Regions from separate parts of the Mus musculus genome. Here region 2 is linked to region 1. A link is a loop called in an ENCODE intact Hi-C map of the cell type or tissue named here. Cell type or tissue: left cerebral cortex. All regions are shown on one strand. Each heading gives the region's core, and the rest is flanking DNA. Links, peaks and the distances in the headings are about the cores only.

What was found. Hi-C counts contacts between places; a loop is a spot of excess contacts. Peaks named below come from ENCODE experiments on the same cell type or tissue, not always from the same donor. Only the 100,000 strongest peaks of a DNase experiment are listed, where the experiment ranks them.
Region 2: it touches region 1 in a loop (5-fold over the local background); 30 of 42 quality-filtered maps call a loop at or near these places.

Annotation. Positions count from the first base shown.
Region 1 is chr11:49,259,284-49,270,240 of GRCm38, reverse strand. Mgat1 (mannoside acetylglucosaminyltransferase 1) reads right to left here. Exons shown (of 3, transcript NM_001110150.1): 3 at 7,214-9,670. The coding sequence starts at 9,549. The coding sequence ends at 8,206. It also overlaps a transcript of Olfr1393 not described here. Among named protein-coding and RNA genes, the nearest start is that of Mgat1, 14 kb to the right of the region's middle. In left cerebral cortex, for the core only: no CTCF peak of the experiment used is centred there; a DNase peak (open chromatin) is centred at 5,423.
Region 2 is chr11:48,870,225-48,881,181 of GRCm38, reverse strand. It overlaps Irgm1 (immunity-related GTPase family M member 1), which reads left to right and starts at 9,762. Exons shown (of 3, transcript NM_008326.2): 1 at 9,762-10,088. In left cerebral cortex, for the core only: CTCF peaks have their summits at 4,080, 6,554 (motif pointing left) and 9,014; DNase peaks (open chromatin) are centred at 6,537, 8,841 and 9,508; H3K4me3 peaks cover 1,058 bases; H3K27ac peaks cover 1,724 bases.

The DNA.
Region 1 (10,957 bases), core at 996-8,995:
CCAGTACGCCTACATTGTTGATGTCTACAAGAGCTGAGAAATGCAGCCGCCTGGATGTCCATCAGGCAGATCAACACCTAAGGGACATGTGGTGTGCGCATACAATGGAATTTCTTTAGTTGTAAGAAAAAAAATCAAATCATAACACTCAGGGTGAAGTAAAGAGATCCGGAGATTGTTTTGCTACACGAAATGAGCCAGACTCAGAAAGACAAATACCGTCTTTCCTCTCATGTAGAACATTGATTTAAGTGTGCGCATGCGTGTGTTGAAAGAAAGACGACCATGACCTGAGAAAAGAGGAAGAGATCTTAGAGGCAGAAGTGAGGGTAACAGTATAAGGCAGTGGTTCTTGGCATTTCCTAGTGCCACGACCCTTTAACAGCTCCTCATATGGTGGTGACCCCCAACCATTAAATTATTTTTGTTGCTACTTCATATCTCTAATTTTGCTACTGCTATGAATCATAACGTAAATATCTGATCTGCAGGATATTTGATATGCGACCCTGCGAAAGGGGCCGTTCGCCTGTGTGTGCATGCACGTATACACACACACACACTCACACTCACACGAGGGTCGAGACCCAGAAGTTGAGAACCGCTGGACTCAGCGCCCACAAAAGAAGAAAGGAGAGTGGTTTGGAAGAGGGTGGGGTTCTTTTGTGATTGGGTTACCTCACTCAGGATGATGCCCTCCAGGTCCAACCATTTGGCTAGGAATTTCATAAATTCATTCTTTTTAATAGCTGAGTAGTACTCCATTGTGTAAATGTACCACATTTTCTGTATCCATTCCTCTGTTGAGGGGCATCTGGGTTCTTTCCAGCTTCTGGCTATTATAAATAAGGCTGCTATGAACATAGTGGAGCATTTGTCCTTCTTACCGGTTGGGACATCTTCTGGATATATACCCAGGAGAGGTATTGCTGGATCCTCCGGTAGTACTATGTCCAATTTTCTGAGGAACCGCCAGACTGATTTCCAGAGTGGTTGTACAAGCCTGCAATCCCACCAACAATGGAGGAGTGTTCCTCTTTCTCCACATCCACGCCAGCATCTGCTGTCACCTGAATTTTGGAGGAGCTAGAGAAAGTATCCAAGGAGCTAAAGAGATCTGCAACCCTATCGGTGGAACAACATTATGAACTAACCAGTACCCCAGAGCTCTTGACTCTAGCTGCATATATATCAAAAGATGGCCTAGTCGGCCATCACTGGAAAGAGAGGCCCATTGGGTCAGGCAAACTTTATATGCCCCAGTACAGGGGAATGCCAGGGCCAAAAAATGGGAATGGGTGGGTAGGGGAGTGGGGGGGGGTGGGGGACATTTGGGATAGCATTGGAAATGTAATTGAGAAAAATACGTAATAAAAAAAAAGGAAGAGGGCGGGGGTGGGGTGTTGAGCAAGCAGAGAAGGGGGGACAAAAGAACAACAAATGGTGGCATACACATGTGAAGATGCCACAGAGAAAACCAGTGCCCCATGTGTGAATTAATTAATTTTAAAAGTTAGTTTTAAAAGATTTGCCCTGTGACCTTGTATTTGATGAGACAGATACAGGCGCTGGGGTATAATATGTGTGTAGCTGGCAGGTGACAAAGTATTGATTCTTGTATTATCTCAGTGGAAAAAAATGTGGGTCACTAATCTTTCGATGTCCCTACGGGTTTAAATTCTCATAATTAAAAACTTGAAAAAAATACTTCAAATATAAAACTGGAAAAAGCTGGGCGTGAATAAAAGAATATACCCATTAATTCAAAGATAATTTCTACCTTAGTAATAGAGTGAGCATCACTGAGAACACCATACTCACCCTTCGGTACTAATGGATAAATGTCTGGAATTTCTCATCCGCGAAACATTTGTTTAAGCATTCCATTCCGGTTGCAGAGACTTCTCCACTTCAAGGACAGAACAGGAAAGCCGACCGGTTAACCAACCGGTTACTATTTTAACTTATCAAAAACTTTCAAACAGCAGCTAAAAATAACCATTCATTTTGCTGGTCATGGGTTAAACATTGAGGAGGGCTGACTGGCTTTGACCGGCTGGCTAGCTGCTGCTTCACACCAAGTTGTAGCAGATACTGACCCAGGCTTGGAGTTTCAAAAGGCTCCACAGGACTGAATATGGAAGACGGTTCGCTCACACGGCAGCAGATGTTCCTGCCCACTAACCTTCCCATCTGGCCTCTCCCGTGAGGTGGTCCCAGAACAGTGAGATTTCTTACACGCTTAGCTTTTAGCCCAAGGTTCTAAGCCAGCAGTTCTCAACCAGACGCCAAATATCCTGCATATCAGATATTTACGTTACAATTTATAACAGTACCAAAATTAGTTATGAAGTAGCATTGAAATAATTTTGTTTGGTGTCACCACCACTTGAAGAATGGTATTAAAGTGTAGCAGCTTTAGGAAGAATGAGACTCATTGTTCTAAGCAATACAGGCAGAAATCCCACAAGCTTCTTTGTTGTTGTTATAGCCAGACATTGGACACCCTCCAGAGAGCCATATGTAAGGCTTGGTCCCCAGAGTCGTGTGCTGGACAGGGAGATCTACAGTCACTTGGAGTTGTGCTCCCTAAAGCAAGCGGTAGGACCCTGGCCTATCTCATCGGTCTGCTTCTTAGCTGGAGATGTGAGCAGTCACAGTGACACACGCATCCTCCCACCAGGCAGCCAAGTGGCCCGGCTTAGACTTGAACCTTCCAAATCACGTGCCAAAATAAACCTCTACTTCCGAGATGATCTGTGTCTACTATTTTGTTATGGTGGCATAAAGGGACTAATGTACCGTCAATGACTTCTGTTGGAGCCTTGAGTAGGATGGAGTCAACTGTTCCCAGTGTGTGCTAATTGTTCTCTTCTGGGAAAGAATGGAGGGTTGTGGTGAGTTCTAGCTTGCGTATGCGTGTGTGTGCGCGTGTGTGCACCTCCTTTCCCCTTTCCTGATGCCTAGATCCATCTTGGAAGGCGAGCGGAGAGCCACACGTTGAAGATGACGCCTTGGTTCATCGGTGTGTGTTTCCTGTCAATCGGCACTTCTGGAGATGTGTGTGGCCTTTAAGAAAACTACTCTTGTGTGACCTTGAGAGTCTCACCACCACGACAGGACAGCAGGACAGTTCTCACCAAAGCCAGTGAGGGTTCCCGGGAATTTAATTTTACCTTTTCCAGGTCAGGCAGGATTCTTAAAGCATAACCTTCACTCCTGTTTTTCTTGGTAATAATGTTTAACTAAAAATCAACTCAGCTGGTGGATTTCTTTCGTAATCTCTTTTGCTGACAGCACGCCTGTGTGTTGTTAGTGGCCGTGAACCTTTGATCAGGCACTGACTGCAGACCCTCCTCTGGCCTGTCTTCCTTTCTCCCAGCCTAACGTGTGAGTGTGTGTGTATGTGAGTGTGTGTGTGTGTGTGTGTGTGTGTGTGTGTGTGTGTTAGCTGGAACTCTTGCAGCCAAGGAATGACACTTAGAACGGAGGCCTTGTGCTAAGGAGGGTGAGCCCGACACAGGTATCTGAGGCCCTGATAACATCAGAAGCCACTATGCCAGGCCTACATCACCTCCACCGCCTTTGTTTTTTAAGGTTTATTTTAGTTGAATGTGTGTGTGTGCCTGAGTGTGTGTGTATTGTAGCACATGTGTGTAGGTACCCCAGGAAGCATAAGGGGTCAAATCCCTTGGAACTGGAGTTACAGAAGAGCTGCCTGGTGTAGGTACTAGGAACTGAACTGGCATGGGCAGTACATACTTCTCATTGATCAGTCATCTCTCCAGCCCCTGGCTCTCATTTCTTTAGATCTGTATTTCCTGTTGCGGGGAGCTAAATCTAGTTCTTAGTCACTTACAGTTTTAGTAGGAAGAGCCACACTTCAAATGAGCAAGGGGGGTGGGGGCAAAGCAGACCAACCTCGGTGCCATCCACGTGGTCCCCGTTCACTACTATACTACTATCTTGACCTCATAGACTAAAGTGCTGGCAGGACCACTGTGTGATCCAGAGTGAGACATACAGACAGTGTGCCCAGTGCAGACTCCAGCTCAGGCCCATCACACCTGGATCATCTGTGCCACCAGGCTTGGTCTCTGAGCCTCTGGGAAGAGAACAGTGCTCTTGATCCCTTAGCTGAAAGGGCCTTTAACCTCTGCATCCAAACATAAATTCCCTCTGATCTGTCCAGGCTAGTCAAGTGTGCTGGGTAGAAAACAGGACCAAGGACTCCTGGGTAGCAAACCACTTGCCACTTGGGTTAGGGCTACACCTGGAAGTCTGAAACTCTATTTCTTTAGAATGAGGTGAATATTATGTTGCATAAATTTATTAGTTATGTAAACTTATATAAGCTAAATATTTGCAGATAAATAAATGTTCTATTTGTGTGAGAAAGAAGTCTGGTAGAATCGTGCACCACGGTATAAATTTGGTAAAGAACTGGGCCACCTTGTCTGGGGAGAGGATGTACCTAGTCCTGCAGTGACTTGATGTGTTGGGGGGATGGGGAGGGAGAAATGGGGGGAGGATCTGCATGAGGGTATACTGAGAAGACAGGGAGGGGTTGATATTGGAATAAAAAGTGAACAAATTTTTTAAAATCTCGTTTAAAAAAAAGTATAGCTGTTATTGTCATCCGTTTTGTCTTCATAAATTATGTAATGAAGGGGAGAAGACATTCTTAGTAAGAGTTTCCAACCGAGCATGGTAATTGCTTTCTAACTCCCACCCTTTCAGTCTTCCCTAAGAGCTTCAGCTCTAGGAACTCACCCGACAGGGATCAGATGTGGACGTCTATTGAACACTCAGAAGCCCTGCCACAGAGACCTGTAGAGAACATCCTGCGTCCGTGTGGAGGTGACACCTGCCAGTAAGTCTGATGGCCTATAACTTAGGCAGGAAACAGGAGGTGGGACATCCTGGAGGCAGAAAGGATTCTGGGATAGTGCCAGGCTCGGGAAATTTGCCCAGGAACGAGTGATGAGACAGACACACGGTACCTGAGCACAGGTAACCAGCCACGTGGCAGAAGGTAGGCTAGAATAAATGGTTTTTTATGATCTAATCAAAGAAGAGCCTAGTTATATGGGCAAGGATATTTCCAAATGTAAATGTATTTGGAGTTTGAGTCTTATTTCTGGGAGCATGGAGCTGGGGGGAAGAACCACCCAATACATCTTGTCTACACTGGGGTGAGTCGCACCACAAACGTCAATGAGACCTAGGTAAGAGGGCAAGGACATACGGAAGGCATAGATAGCAGTTCTGAAGTCCTCAGAGTCATGAGTGAAAGGGCATAAGTGACCTCATGGTGAGTGTGGACTCTCTAAACCAAAAGGTAGCAGAAGGCAAAGGCATTAACAGTATGGTGTTTTCAGCTGCCACGCCCACGTGGTTTCCATAGGAACACAGGAGCACGGGGGTTCCTAGTCAACTCTGAACACGTGACCTCCAAGAGCACCATAACGAGCAGCAAGCAGACCTTGGGGCATACTTCAAAAGCAAACAGAATGCGAAGAGGCCTCAAAAAGGCACTCGTTTCAAGGAAACGCTGAGGAGCGCAGGCTGCTTTGAAATATCCGTGCAGCTTTAGTGGGCCACAAGTTATTCTCTGCCTTCTTGTCCTGCTTTGTATGTCCTGGACTCACTCTACCCCACCCAGCATCCATGGCACGGCATGAGACCACCAACTGCAGTCTGGAAGTCTGCTATCACCTGCTGCCTTGGGGTCAAATGAGGCTGGAGAGGGGTGTTGAAGAGGGCATTAAAGGATAGACTAGTACCTGTCCTTTATATAACCAGTATCTCGGTTGTTTACAGCATGCATTCCGTCCAAATCCTGGGTCTGCCCAAGCCATCCCTATGGGCCTGACCGAGTTTGCCTCTCTTATACTTGCCTCTCCTTTGGTGAGACTGCAGTAACACAGAACTGGCAGTGCTCAGAACAAAGCACGTGGCCAGTGACTGTTAAATACATTAAGCGCTGAGACCATGAAGTCCGGACAAACTACTCCCCCCTCCACGGTCAGGGATGTTGTGTCTTCTCTCCAATCCCTGTGTCTGTAGCTACAATGAACCACCTCCCTTTAAAATCAAAATCAATGTCAATCCACCTCAGAGCAACAAGGGGGGACACAACCAAGGCCACCAAGTAAAGGGGTGAGATGTGGGAAATGAATTCCACTCTATGGTCTGCAGCCCTAAGCCCCCAAACAAGGCCACTAGTTCCCTCTTCTTCCCTGCTGGATAGAGCTTACCCAGTGATTTCTACCACCAGAGGCAAGATCCAAATTAGATCCTGTCATAAGTCGGTGCCTCAGTTTTCAAGTATCAATTTGTTAAAAAAAAAAAAAAAAAAAAAAAAATTGACCTGGGGAGGTAACCCAGGTAACGGAGTTCTTGCGATGCAAGCAAAAGAACCTGAGTTCAGCCCCCAGAACCTATCTATGTACAAATAAATGCCAGTGTGGCAGCCAGCACCGGGAAGATGGAAACTAGTGGATCCCTGGCATGGGTCACTGGCCAGGCAGCCTAGTATAATGGGTAAGTTCTCTGCCAGTGGGAGGCCCTGTCTCAATAAGTAACATGGACAGTGTTCTGAGGAATAGGGCTCCCATAAAAAGGTATACATTTGTACCTACACACACACACACATACACACACACACGCACATGTACACGCACAGAATGCTGCCTTTGATATGTGTAAAGTTTCAGTCAACTCTGAGGGTGGGACAGACATACTCTGGTTGTCATTATCCTGACCAGGAGCCTTAGGTGCCACTGCATAGCCTGCCACATATGCACTACAAACCCTGGGCTCACTGGCAGCTTTCGGAGTTGCCCAACAGACGCTGCCTGAGCCAGCAAAGGGTATGCGGCACAACGTGGAACGTTCAGATGCCAGGGTTTTCTATTTCTGTTTTGCAGACCACTCCCAGACTTACTTGCCAACTGAGGAGCCTGTGGCCAGCTTGAGATTACCAGCAGGCCCGCAACCTAGGGCCCTCCTCACAAGCTGGCCTTGCTACCTCACCTGGCCCCATCCTCAACTGTCCCTGTCCCCCAAACTCCCCCCAACCCTATTTTTCTTCTCATTCTCTTTCCTCGAGGTGTCCACTTGCTTTCTGTCCTGTAGACTTTCCTCTCTCCCTTTGCCAACCCCTCCCCCACCCCTTCGCCTCCTTCCCTAGGACACACACACACACTTATTTTTCAGCAATTCAGCCTTTACTTTATTTTTGAAAATAATTCTGTAGATTCCATTTTCTTCCATGAAACTAAGATCAGGCAACAAACAAGGACACACAAATTTCTCTTCAGCCTGCCCCCTGCATCTTGGCCTGGGAAGATGTGGGAAGGCTGGGAAAGGCCGAGGACCAGAGCCGGCTCAGGGCCACAGATGTCCTGATCTCAGCTGCTGCCACCAGGAGCAAGCCCTCGGGGAGGAGCCCCTGAAGCAAACCCCAGGGGAAAGAGGCATGGAGCCCACTGTCTTCCACTAGGCCGCCCCTGAATCCTCCTAAAGAATGCGGAGAGAACTAACTTTCAGAAAGGAGGGGGGCCACAGGCAAGAAGACAGGGTACCCACGCATAGACTTTCCATCTCCCAACAACGCACTGCTCTGCTCCAGGACAAGAGCCACGTCAGCAGGGAGAGAAGCCAGGAGGTAGTGCCCCGGCAGCAGCAATCCACGCTAACTCTGACAGTGAGTCCCTCTGTTAGTCTCATCTGACCAAAGATCCATTCCTTCCTCCATAATCCAGCCCCACCCTGAGGGAAGGTTCAGAAAGGGAGGATGGGTACATAAAGAGGGCTCATGGGCTAACAGGGGCCAGATCAGGGTGGAGAGGCCTGCTGAGGAGAGCTGGAGCTGCCAAGCTCTCTGCAGATGCCCTTGGAGACATTACAAACCTGGCCCCAACAGGCCCAACCCTCCCCATACCACACAGTGGTTTCTTGTTCAATATGCCCCGAACATACCACACAATACTCCCTTGACAACAGGAGTATAACTCTCATCCTATGATTTGTGCACTAGAATGCCATTTGGGGGCTGGCCAGGACACAAAGGGAAGATCTACAGATCCAAGAGGGAGACACTGAGAGGGAGACACTGGCAGGATGGTGTAGCCCAGGCCCTGCAGGCCTGCCTCGGCTCAGCACGCGGCAAGGAGACCCAGGAGGGAAAGGCAGGTGCTGCTAATTCCAGCTAGGATCATAGCCAGTCCATGTCTGTGGGGGTGCCAGGTGCACACGCCGGCCCCGAAACTGGAAAGTGACAATGCCACGGTAGCCAGCCCTGGGGACACCAGACTTGAGGTCATCCATGACACCCAGGGCCTTAGCAAAGGCCTTGAAGCTGTCTCTGCTAGTGTACTGTACCCGCACCTCCCCCAGCTCCTTCTGATCATTGGTCCTTACTTTCTCCACCTGTAGCTGGGGGGCACCATAGACCTGGGCGAGGAAGTCCCGGTCATAGGCCTCCTGCTGCAGGTACGACAGGTCCAACTGGGTGAAGGGGACGAACTGCTGGTTCAGCTTGATGAACTTAAGATGCTGGTCAAAGAACTGCCCGTGGCTCACACCCTTGCGACCAAAGGTCATAGTTCTTGAAATTTCTGGACGAATACAAGCCCGTCCTTTCCGCTGCTCAGGTCGGCGCATCCAGTCGTCCCAAAAGGCCTTGGGCCACTTGGGCTCCAGCTCTGCCCACAGATCAGCCAACAGCAGCCATCCAAGGCCAGGAAAAAAGTCTGTTCGATAGAGCAGCTCAGGTTTGCTTGAGTCTACCATCTGCTCCTTGCCATTGTCATTCCAAGCAGACACACACCAAAGGGAGGGGTCTGTTCTCAGCAGTGGGTAGGTGGCCTGGAAGTACTCAAAGAAGTCTGGTGCCACTTCCAGATCATCCTCCACTACCACAGCGGCCGGGAACTTGAACTTGTTGAAGATCTGGCCTAGTGCCCAGCGGTAGTGCCTGGCAATCTTGTAGTAACCCTGGAACTTGCGGTGGTCTGGCTGCACGGCAATGTTACTCAGGTCCGGCTGCCGGATGTGTGTGACTGCAGTGCCATAGGAAGCAATGACCTGTGCTGTCTCTTCATGCCCACAGTCCTGACTGACAATAATGGGGAAACGCTCAGCTGAGGGCCGATAGTGCAACAACTTATCCAAGCAGCGCCGGACAGTGCTGCGGTCACAGGCAATGACCAGGATGGGGATCTGCACTGGTGAGGGGGTCACAGGCACACGGGGCCAGGCTGGAGGGGCCACAGTGGGAACTCTCCACCTCTGCCTCCACAAAGCATAATGCTCCTTGATTTGCTGCAACAGTCCCCTCTGCCGCTCCAACTCCGCCTCAGCGTCCTCGGCCAGGTGGATGACCTCACGGGTGAGGCTGGCAGGGTCATCACCAAGGGCGCTGTCTGAGGGCAGCCTGCCAGGTGCTGGGCGTGTCCAGAAGAAGAGAAGCAGCAGGGCATTCCAGCCCACAAAGATGATAGCACCCCAAAGCACAAGCCCTGCAGTCTGCTTCTTCAGCATCCTGGCCCCCGCAGGGGAGGGCAGGGGAGGGAGGGCTCAAGGCTGCCTTTGGCTTGCCTGGCTCAGGTCCCCACACTAAGGGTTTATTCTTCTAGGCTGAGAGTAGGAAGAAGCCATGTACCTAAAGAGGGGGAGAGAGAAAACCAATTGTTACCTCAAGTTTGTATAATTCCACACAGCAGTGGGGAGAGGCTGGGCACAGGTGAGAGACTGAGGAAGGAGGAGAGAGGGTGGCTGACTGCAGGATTAAGCTGACATGTTCCCTCTACCACTTCAAAACGAGCTAATGAGTCCTCAGGAAAGCAATGTGACTTGGACAAGGAGGCAGAGAATGGTGCTTGTGGAAGAGAGCCGAAAAATAATAAAACAAAATGGAAAGACTCCAACTCCTGGTTCCCTACCACACAGACTTCATCTCCTGCCTTTGATCTAGTCTAGGTCAGATCAGGAGTGAGAGGTAAGACCATTTAACCCCCATTCCTCATGTCAAACTGCACTAAAATTACTGATTTTTTTTTTTAATCAAATGTTCTAACTGACTTAGTGAGGAATACAATGCAAGCCAACACTTGTCTCTCTGTGTCCAGGTCACTTTGTTTGATACAATGATGTCAGAAGCAAGGCTAGGCAGCCTACACCACTCATGTTTATAGAGGCACTTCTCACAATATGCAAGTTATGTAATCAGCCCTGGTGTCGGTGACAGAGTAACAGATACACAAATGTGGTTTAGAAACACAATGGAGCAGTATCAGCCAGAAAGAGCATAATCCTGTCAAAAGAACTGTGTTAAGCAAAAGCCAAATATGTACATTTTCTCTCACTGTGGTAACAAATAACAACTTCAAAGTAGAGGGGAGGCCAGGTGTGGTGATGAACCCCTTTAATTCCAGTACTTGGGGGGAGAAGGAAGAAGAAGAGGAAGAGGAGGTGGTGGCTGCAGTAAGCAGGTCTCTGAGTCTAAGGCCAGCCTGGTCTACAGAGCAAGTTCTAGAACAGCCAGGGCTACACAGAGAGACTGTGTCCTGAAAAACAAAAGAAGGAGGGTAGTAGAAAAGATATAGATTATTAGGAAAGGGAAAGGAGCCTGCAGTCCAGAAGGAATGAGAAGGGGAAAGAGAGAGAGTGGGTACAACCAAAGCAAGATAGATGCATCTGTGTGGTAGTAATATATTAACTTTAAAAGCCATGACGCCCACAATCTCAATGGTTATTAATTAGCCAATACAAGTAGACTAAATGAAACAACTGAAGGCCGAAGTAGAACTATCTGTTTGCTGATATGTGAGGGTTTCTAGAAACAGTTATACTGCAATCAATGGTAAAAACAACTAACATACAAATATACTCATATCCACAATAATAACTAGAAGAAGTAATGGACATTAAAAAATTCTATGGAAAAATC
Region 2 (10,957 bases), core at 1,781-9,780, 390 kb after region 1:
TTCTCCTTCCTCCTCCCCTCCTCTTCTTATTCCTCCTCCCCTTCTCCTCCTTTCCTCCACCCCTCCTCTTCCTATTCCTCCTCCTCCTATTCTTCCTCCCCTCCTCCTCCCTCTTCTCTTATTCCTCTTCCCTTCTCTCCTCCTCCTCCCCTTCTTCTCCTATTTCTCCTCCTCTCCTCCCCTTCCTCTTCTTCCTCCTCCTCCTCTTCCTCCATCTCTAACTCCAGACTTCCTAGGACGAACTCAGAACTTTACTCCTCACCCCTTCCTTTACTGAGAATCATTTGAGGATCTTTCCCTAGGGCCCTACCTGAGCTCTAGCTATTTCTTTAGGGAGAGATGGGAGAAGGGGGACATTTCTGGAGGACCAGAGACATCTGGCCACAGTCACTTCTGTAGCAGGTAAGTGAAGGACTTCTGCTACTTTTCTTATCAGTTCCCCCGACAAAGCTGACTTATAAAGACAAGTGGCTCCTTTTGTTTATGGTTTAGAATGAACTATAGTCTGTCTTAGCTACTGTTCTATTGCAATGGTAAGACACTATGGCCAAGGCAACTTGAAAAAGAAAGCATTTGAGATGGGTGGTGGTGACACACACCAGCAGACAGATTTCTAAGTTTGAGGCCAGCCTTATTTGTAGAGTGAGTTCCAGGACATCCAGGGCTATACAGAGAAACCCTGTGGGGGGAGGTGGGGAGGGAAAGACAGACAGACAGGAAGGAAGGAAGGAAGGAAGGAAGGAAGGAAGGAAGGAAGGGAGGGAGGGAGGGAGGGAGGGAGGGAGGGAGGGAGGAAGGAAGGAAGGAAGGAAGGAAGACAAGGAAGGAAGGAAGGAAGACATGGAAGGAAGGAAGGAAAAAATAAAGAAGAAAACACTTGACATTTGATTAGGGGCTTATATCCACAAGCACAAACCAGGGAGAACTAGCTGGAAATGTCATGGGGTTTTGAAACCTCAAAGCCTTCCCGAAGTGACCAGTGGCATACCTCTCCAACAAGGCCAGAACTTCTAAATCTACTCAAATATCCCACCAACTAGAGAGCAAGTTTTTCAAACCTATGAGCTGGTGGAAGCCATTCTCATGCAAACCACCACATAGGCCATGGCAGTACCAAGGTATAAAAGCAGGAACATAGGACACATTGCATCTGCCATCAGGAAACAGAGAGCAATAAATGGTGATGCAGGTGATTTCATTCCATCCCTGTCCTCAGCCCTGGAAATTATATCACCCACATTCAGGGTGGGTCTTCCTACTACCACTAAACCCCCCTAGAAATGCATCCACATATACAACCAGGTTTCCTCTCTATATAACCTAATCCAATAAAATGACAATGAAGATTAACCCTTACAACCCTGTTTGTGATGTAACATGCAATTGAACTCCTGACACCAGGTTAGGGGAGCTGGAGGTCTGGTTTACTCCATTCAGGGAGTTCACAGCAAGGGCCCTGTCTTAGTTTGGATTTGGTTGTTGTGAAGAGATACCATGACCAAGGCAACTCATTTAATTGGGACTAGCTTACAGTTTCAGAGGTTCAGTCCATTATTATCAAGGCAGGAAGCATGGCAGTATCTAGACAGACTCAGTGCTCTAAAAGAACTAAGAGTTCTACATCTTGATCCAAACACAGCCAGAAGGAGATCTGCTTCTGCAGGAAGCTAGGAAGAGCTCTCTTCTGCACTGGGCAAAGCCTGAGCATAGGAGGATACCGCAAAGCCTATCTACACAGTGACACACTTCCTCCAACCAGCCCACACCTCCTACTAGTGCCATTTCCCATGGACCAAGCATATTCAAACCACCATATCCCCCTTTGCTGATCCCCCTCTGCTGAACTTCTTTTTAAATATTTATTTATTTATTTATTTATTTATTTATTTATTATTCTATCCAAGTACACTGTAGCTGTCTTCAGATGCACCAGAAGAGGGCATCAGATCTCATTACGGATGGTTGTGAGCCACCATGTGGTTGCTGGGATTTGAACTCAGGACCTTTGGAAGAGCAGTCAGTGCTCTTAACCACTGAGCCATCTCTCCAGACCCTTTTTAAATATTTATTTAGTTCTATTTGTGTGTACGAGTGTTTTGCCTGCATAAGTGATGCGCACAGAAGGCATCAGATCCTCTAGGACAGAAGTCAAAGATGGTTGAGAAGCACCATATAGGTACTGGGAATTGAACCTGAATCTTCTGCAAGAGTAACAAGTTCTTTTAACCTCTGTACTAACTATCTACCCTTCTGATTGTCTTCTGTACCAACTATCCTGCAATTTTTTCTGCTTAACCTCATCCAACACAGTAATAAGGGGCAACACATCTTCCTTTTATCTCCCTATCCATGCTTTCTGGGTCTTCTGATAGGGCTCATGTTTGAGGAGAAGGGAAGTAGAATGTGCTACACAGATCTAAGGGAATCTCTACTGTAACACCCTTCTTTTCTTTACAGAGCTACTCAGTGTCAGAACCATCCACAGACAATATCTTGGTTACTGTGAAAGTGTTAAGAACTCATGAGCCCCTCCATCTACACCACCCATAGACTAGGAATCTCAGGATGGGACTGAAATATGGTGTTGTCTGTTTGACGTTCCGCTTTGACTCAGCTTGAGTATTTTATCTGCATTGAGAAGTCAACTCCACAGGCAGACATAAAGTCAGTCTTTTGAGCATTGTGGTAACACAGTGGAAGCTTTTCAAATTCCCTTTTTACCAACTTCCCAACACATGCCTTGTGTGCCACTGACATTGTTGATCATGAGGAAGCATATCAAATCTTTCTGGATTAAAAAAAAATCAATACACTAGTTTTAGCTCATTCTTTCCTCCTGCTGGACAAATGGGGTCTAAAACCAAGAATTTGGTCTATACTAGCGTCTATGTTCACAAAAAGCCACCAAATTTTTAAATTCATAACTACCAGGCTGGTTCCCATAGCACTAAGTTCCTTTGATGGGGACTCTGTCAAGATCAGCAAGGCATGACTACATGGAACGACACACAGGAAATGCTCCAGGGAATATTAGTCACTATATTACATAAGCTACTAATTTTATTTGGTGAAATATAAAGGGACTTTTGAAAGATTTATTTATTGTTTTTATTTATGTATATGTATGTATACATCATATACATGCAAGTGTCTGAGGATTCCAGGGGGCTTTGAGTTCCCCAGACCTGGAGTTACAGGGAGCTATAACCCACTTGATACAGGTGCTAGGAACTAAACGCTGGTTATCTGGAATAGCAGCAAGTGCTCTTAACCATTGAGCCATTTCTCCAGCCCATAAATAGCCTAAGTTATCCATCTGGAATAGAATATCTTTAATGCAACTCAATGGAACATGGAAGAATAGGCCAGAGTGCATGGTTGAGTGGTGAATTCTTTTTCCCAGGTGTGTTCATTTGGATCTTTCCTGTGTGAAATGGATTTCTTGTTGTTGCTATGGCTCATAAGACTATAAGGTATGCTGCTCACAGAATCGAGTCACTTCCACATCCTAGAACACACATCCCCTTCCACCGTCATGCAACCCCAGTTATCAGTATGCGGGCCTCCCTGCCTCCTTCCCCTAAAATCGTCTGTTGTGCCTTAGTATGTGGAGCTCTTGAAAGGTCTCCCCACTCTTATCTCCTACCTTGAGCTCTAAGAGCTTCAAGGAGGGGGTATGCATGGGTAAATAGGTGGAGCAAACTCATAGACATATGCGCTGTTAAATGCATGGCAGTCTGGTATTGCTAAAAATACTATAGGCTACAAGCCTTAGGTTTTCTTCTTAGTTGGGCGAAATTGGTTTAGTTAATTCTCTCTCTTACTGAATTTAGTATCTATGTTGGGCCCACATTCCATGAAGGATGTCTCAGGAAGGTCAAACTGCATAGGGTGTCCACTTTCCAACCTGTGTCATCTGAGATAATTCTCCAGAGTCTGTAGCATATTGATGTTGACCTTGTTGGTGCTCAGATATGTTGTGTGCCCATTAGTCATTGGAGATAGGCACAAGTGTGTAAGATCTTGGTTATGGATCACAGATAAAAATCTAACATTCGGGCTGGAGAGATGGCTCAGCAGTTAAGAGGAACCATATGGTGACTTACAACCATCTGTAATGGGGATCCGATGCCCTCTTCTGGTGTGTCTGAAGACAGTGACAGTGTACTCACCTACATTAAATAAATAAATAAATAAATAAATAAATAAATAAACCTTTAAAAATAACATTCAAACCCACAAACTCTACTGTTCCTATTCTCTTGTAGAAAACACTAGATGGGGTGCTGAACAATTGACAGTCAACAGGTGGCACTGTATTGGCTTTAAACAGAAATTGCTCAGACACACAGATTTAATTGGAAATGGTGAGTTTGATCATAGATTACACCCAGAGGGAAGCAAACATGATGACTTGTTAAAAGAATGTGAACAGAGTGAAAAATAAATTTCAACCTAGTTTGTACCACATTGACTACCATGTTAAATAAAATAAAATCATTTTACCTTTTTTTCTAATAAGAGAGAAGTGCTCATTAAAATTTTGACCAGTAAGGGCTAGATAGATGGCTCTGCAGTTAAGAACAAGTGCTGCTCTTCCAGAGGACACAAGTTCAGTACCTAACACATCAGACAGCTCACACCTGCCTGTAACTCCAGCTCTGGGAGAATCCATCACCCTCTTCTGGCCTCTGCATACTGTATTCTCATTTATGTACAGGGAGGAATGATATGAAACACTGCCTTCTGAACATGGCATAGCTTTTGTAACTAAGAACCCACAGCAGTCATAGCTACCTGCACGAGATGTGCACCAGACTGGGAGCTTCGACATCCCATCAGAGATGGGGAGGCTTACAAGGTCCCAGTCCTCATCCCAGGTCCCTTACAAGGTCCCGGTCCTCCTCAGGAGCTGCAGCAGTGTCATAGTTGCTGGAGGAGGAGAAGTCATGTCCTCGGGGGTGTAACCCCTGGTATGCTGTTCTTGCTCAAACAAGCAGCTTCCACCTATGCAAACAGCCTTTTTAAAAATGGAGTGAACCACAAATAAAAACCATGAAAGTAGAAGGGGGACTTACATAAAAGAAGGAGTTTACTGGGAAAGGAAAGGGGATAAGAAAGGAAAATGGGGGAATATGATTACAATACATTGTGTGTGTGTGTGTGTGTGTGTGTGTGTGTGTGTGTGTGTGTGTGTACGTACACATGTGTGTGTATGCATGAATATGAATAAATGTGTATATATGTATGTGAAATAATAAATCAACTTAAAATATTTTTTGGATTGGAATTGGAGAATAAAGTGGAGAAGAAGAGGGAAGAGAGAAACAAGGAAGGAATACTGGGAGAGACAATCAAAACCAAGGGTCATTTGAGGGGTAGTATGGAAACCTAGTCCAGTAGATGCTTCCTAAAATACACACACACACACACACACACACACACACACACACACACATGAAGGTGATCTAAATGAAATAGCCATATAATGGGGGAGGCAGAACCCTAACTAGATCTCTCACGTCACCAAATGAAGCCTCCAGTACCAGGAACAGATTCTCTTTCAGGGCTGGAGAGATGGCTCAGTGGTTAAGAGCACTGACTGCTCCTCCAGAGGTCCTGAGTTCAAATCCCAGCAACCACATGGTGGCTCACAACCATCTGTAATGGGGTCCCAGGCCCTCTTTTGGTCTGAAGACAGCTACAGTGTACTAATACATAAAATAAATAAATCTTTTTTAAAAGGGAATAGATTGTTTTCAATCAAAGAGTGACCATTTTTGAGTGACCAGATTGTATTTGGTCACCATAATTAGTTCAGAAGTCCTGACTTGATAAGAGAAAATGACAAAGCCATGGTAAAACTTGTGCTGGTTACAATACCTGAAAGAAACAACTTAAGGAAGAAAGAATTATTTTTGACTCATGGTTTGAAAAGGCTAGAGTTGGTTCAGTCCTTGGCCACTTGGCTCGTGCTTTTAGGGAGAGCTTCGTGGATTTGGGGGCATGTGGTTTAGGAGACTGTTCAGCTCATGGCTGACAAGAGACAGAGAGAGGTAGAGACACAGAGACAGAAAGAGACAGAGAACAGCTTAAGATGGTGTACCTTCACTTCAGGACGGAGGCTTATAAAACCCAAGAACCTAAGGAAACTTCAAGAACCTTGAGCTCAAAGGCTCAGACTCACAACTCCCTTCCCCACGCTTAGACAAGCAGTAAACCCTTGCTGGGAGAGAGGAGCCATCCTTCTGGAGTGCCTGCTGCAACCAGTGCAGGAGCTTCCAAGGATGCTGTGTTCCTGAGTCCTGGTGAGGTTGGGGTGGGCTTATCAGTGAGGTCACTGCCCTCAATCACCCAAGCTTCTACAAAGAACCCCAAACTGTTTATTGGTTGACTAAGGCAGACTTGGAGGAAATGTCTTTGCTCTATCTGGGGTGAAGAGATGACTCTCCAGAAAAGACACACGACTGAAGCCTTCTCTATCACCATCTCTATCTACGCAGCTCTAGTAGTGCGAGAGGAAATGGAAAAGGGAACCAGGGTGACACCTAGCGGCTGCTTAGGAAAGAGTTTTTTTTCCACATGTATTCTTTTGTCAAATTTTTTGAGACTTCCATACATGAGTCTCCATTCACACCATTTCCTTACCTGCCTTTCTCCCTCCAATCTCTCCCACATCCTCCACTTCTGCTCAAATTCCTCTTCTTCTTTAATTTGTATTGTTACACACACACACCCTCAAAACCCTGTGAGTCCATTTAGTGCTCCTTGTAGGAGTAAGTGTTTAGGGTTGATCATTTTCACTTGAGACTACATAATAACCCATAATCCATCAGGAGTCTCATCCCTAGAGAAGATTAATGCTCCTTGAGAGAGAAATGTTTTTAATCTGAAATATGTGAGCCAGGGCAGAGTGAGTCCAATATTAGAAAACCAAAATATTACATGAGAAAATATCCCACTTTCTATGCCTTCAGAGAAAGGAGAGGCAATTAGTCTGCATATGCAAAATAATCTGTGAAGATGTGCACACTCATGCACACGCATGCACACACATGCACACACACGTGATTTTTAAAAGAAGATAAAGAAAGACTGCTTCACCTCAATCGAATTATGCCATGAAGTACTGAGAGAAACCACCTCCTCCGAGTGAGGTCAGAGTGCTGAGATACCTCATATATTTTGCAGCAAAGACTTCCCATGTCCAGGATCCAATAGCAGGCCACAGCCTGGAGAGGGCAGCTGCAGAAAGGATAAAATCCTTGCCGAGCCCCAACTGTCAGCTACTTGGTTTCCTTGTACGAGTCAAAGTGCAATTCCAGATACTGAAGAACTGAGGTGTGTCTCTGTGACAGCTGGAGGAGATAAGTCGCCTCTGTGGGTGCTTTGTGAGAGGAGGAGGAGGAGAGGAGCCGTATGAAGCCCTATCTCTGTCCCTGTGGGAGCAGGAGACCAGGAAAGCCCTTTCAGTCAGAGTCCTCTGTGCTGCAGCCGACAAGCCTTTCCTGTGTGAGTTGGAGTCACAGATAGGAACAAGGCCCATGAGAAGCCAAGTGCTGCGCTTGAAGCTAAGACACCTACACTACCCCTGACAGAAATACTGGGGCTCTTTTTTTCAGTCACAAAGAAAGTAGCAGATGATTTCATTATCCTAGCACAGTAGTGAGTACAAGACTCTGTAGGCTCGGTGACCTCAAGTGTGTGTGTGTGTGTGTGTGTGTGTGTGTGTGTGTGTAGATTTATGAGTGTCTGTATGTACATGTATATGCCTTATTATGCAGGATAGGTGTGAGATCGTGATTGACAGGTCACCAGCTATGTCCAAGACCTTGGTTCCCAAGAGTGAATCTCCATGAATCTTTCTGTAAGGAGTAACTAACATGGTGTGGCGATTAATGAACTGTACCAGGGTCTCCCTGCTGAACAACAGGGTGAAAAGGCAAGTCCCCACACTTCGGTGTCAGAGAAAAGTAAACAGAGAAATGCCTATACTGTGCTTTTGTAACTGTTGACTCTTCCTTTCCTTTCTACAGTGAATGAATGATTAACCAGAGTAAGAACCTGGTACTAAGACAGGATCTTGATTAACTCAGCCTTTGCTCGTCTTGATAGTTCATGCTTTTAGCTCCAGCACTCAGGAAGCAGATGCAGGTAAACTCCGTAAGTTCAAGGCCAGCCTGGTCTACACAGAGAGTAGGTTAGGGAAGCCAAAGATTCTCGGCCAGTGACATTTTTAAGGACAGACCGCCTGTGTTCTGATTATTGACTGTGTACACACAGCATCCTGCCCTGAGGAATCTTTACCTGACACCCAGTTATAACAAACCCTGCTGTGCCCAGCCTCAGTTCCTCCGCAGGAGCAAGAGCCTGAGAGAACTAACTCTGAGCTCAAGGGAGACCCTGGCCCTGGGGAAACACAAAGTGCTGAGTTGAAATGCTGGCTCACTGAGACAGAAGGTTCCAGAAACTCTCTTCCTGGCCTTCCTGTACTGTGCTCAGACCTGTTCCTGTTTGTTCTTATAGAAATCACATAAAGAAAGCAGGACATACAGATTGTCCAGTCTCTCAAAGACAGACATTGAAACTAGCCTGCTTTCTCCTCAGGCTTTGAGGAGAAGCTGAGGGCTTAGAGGAATCAAACAAGGACAGATCCTGGCTATCACTCAAGGCCTCCAGTTCATTAAACAACAGCTCACACTTGTTCCTCTTCTCAGCAACTCAGTCTTTTCCGGTAAGGAGAAAGAGAAAGCCACCAGCGCCGGTAGAGGATCACATTACTGGTCACTTGGAGGGGTGACAAAGGGCTCCTTGTGACCAGAGGATCACATTGCCCAAACCTCTGGGCAATACTGAGCCTGTAATGGGCAGAAGTAGAGTTTGGAACACTGGTTAGTGCCTGTGTGAGGAGCCGCCTCATTCCTCCTGGCCCAATCTGTCTCCCTCTCGCAGTGACTATGGAACAGGCTCAGCTCTGCCCCTCTTTGCTGTGCAGTAAGAACTCACCGGTAGGTACAGAAGAGCAGCAGAGAGAATAACAGCCGCCCGACACTCTGAAAGCTACTTGGCTCCTCTTCGCTGCCCCCTCTGTCACTGTGACCGTGGCCGGTTGCTTTAAAAAAAAAAAATTCTGTTTTTCTTCATGAAAACGTTACACAGGGGTCAGTGCTTCTATGCCATGGTCAAAGCGTCCAGCCCCTGCGTTTACTCTCTAATAATCTACCTCCTAGATCTGAGGAAAATGAAGTATGTCCCCTCTCAGCTCATACCCTCTTCCCTCTCAAACACTAACGAGGACAAGAACCCGATTCTCGACTCCCTGGTGCTCTGACATTCTCCTTTATATAGAGAGGTGTGATTAATCAAGTGAGCCGGCAAACGGGGTAAACGATCATACAGAACAAGGTCTCAGTGCAGCCTCCAAGCTCGGGGTGGCCTGAGGTTGCTGGGTCTGGAGGTTAGCATTGCCCAGGGCCAGCATCTCCACAGGTGGTATCCACGGAAAGAAGTAGCAGGTTCAGACACTGGAAGGTCTGACGCGGGGCTGGCTGTTAAAGTCCCTAAACAGACACAACTCCAACCCCAACGCCCCCACCCTCCACTTCCACCACCACCTCCAATCCCTCATCCCGACCCCTGTTGACGGTGAGTCAGCACAGCAGGGTTCTGCTCCTCTTTGAAGACTACTATGCAGCCCGCCCAGCCTAATCCTGAAAACTAGCCTGTTTCAAGAAATAGAAACCGAAACTGATTCTCAATTCGAGTCCGTCCCCCCCCCGCTCCCCCGCTGGGCCCAGGCAGGCATATCTCCGGTCTAGAAAGTGCAGGACAAAAAGCAAGGTCTGCTCGAAGACCAGAAGCTGAAAGAAAATCCACGCGATCAGACCTCCTCTTGGTTCGTCTCCTCTCAGAAGGACTCCAGACCTCTGCATCTCATCTCTCAACATCCGGGTCTATATTCCAGTTTTGGATCTCTACATAGGGAACTTCTGCCGGAGGACAGCAACGTTTTTGTCCTAGGAAGAAAGGGGTGACGTTCCAGGAAGGCCACTAACATCGAATCACACATAATAACTCCTCTGGATCAGGTAAGTAAAAGTCTCTTAAATGTAGCTTGGCCACCCCCAATCTAATATGAATCCCCCAATATAATATGAACGGTAAAACCGTGAAAACAGGTCATGTGACCTTGGGGTCTGGTTTCTTTTGCTCAGGCAGTGTCCACAGCAGAGCCTCACTTTGACTGTCTAGTACCACACAGCCCTGCTGTATCTTTGCTGTTCAGATATATCTAAACCACCAGCCTGGAGGCAAATGCGTACCTCACCTTATTTCTGGCCTTGTGGTTCTTCTAATGCTGGCTAAATTTGAAGGAGGGCAGAGCGTGCCAACCCATATTCTCTTGGAATTTAAGATAGCGTCTCTTCATAGCTCCACAAAATAAACGCCCAGGATTAGAATGGACCACAGGCAATATCTAGGATACATGAAAAAAATAGGGGGGGGGGGAGGTTTGTTTCTTATCTGGACTACCCATGGAATAGGAATCTCAGAGTAGGTTTTGAGTATAAGGTATCATAGTGACCTTTTTGTCTGACTCCATTAAAATGTTTTATTTGCATTGGAGAAAGTGTCTCTGTTTAAGGAACCACCTCCTTCACTAGTCTGTAAGTTTATAGTTAATGAGATGGGAGCTTTTCAAATACCATCTTCCCAGAGCATGTGGGTTCAGTACTGTCCCCATTCACCGTGAGCAAGTTTATCACACTTTCCAAAGATAAATAAATATCAGAGGGAATTGTGTGGTCCCTGCTACCTTTCATGCAGCTATGGGCAAGTGTGTGCGAGCATGCTCTCCGTTCTGTGTCGGTTGCGAGACTCGAAAGACATTTCCTCACGGGTCTCATCCTCTTTCCCAGATTGACAGCCACAAGGATCTATATTCTTCTTTGGGGAT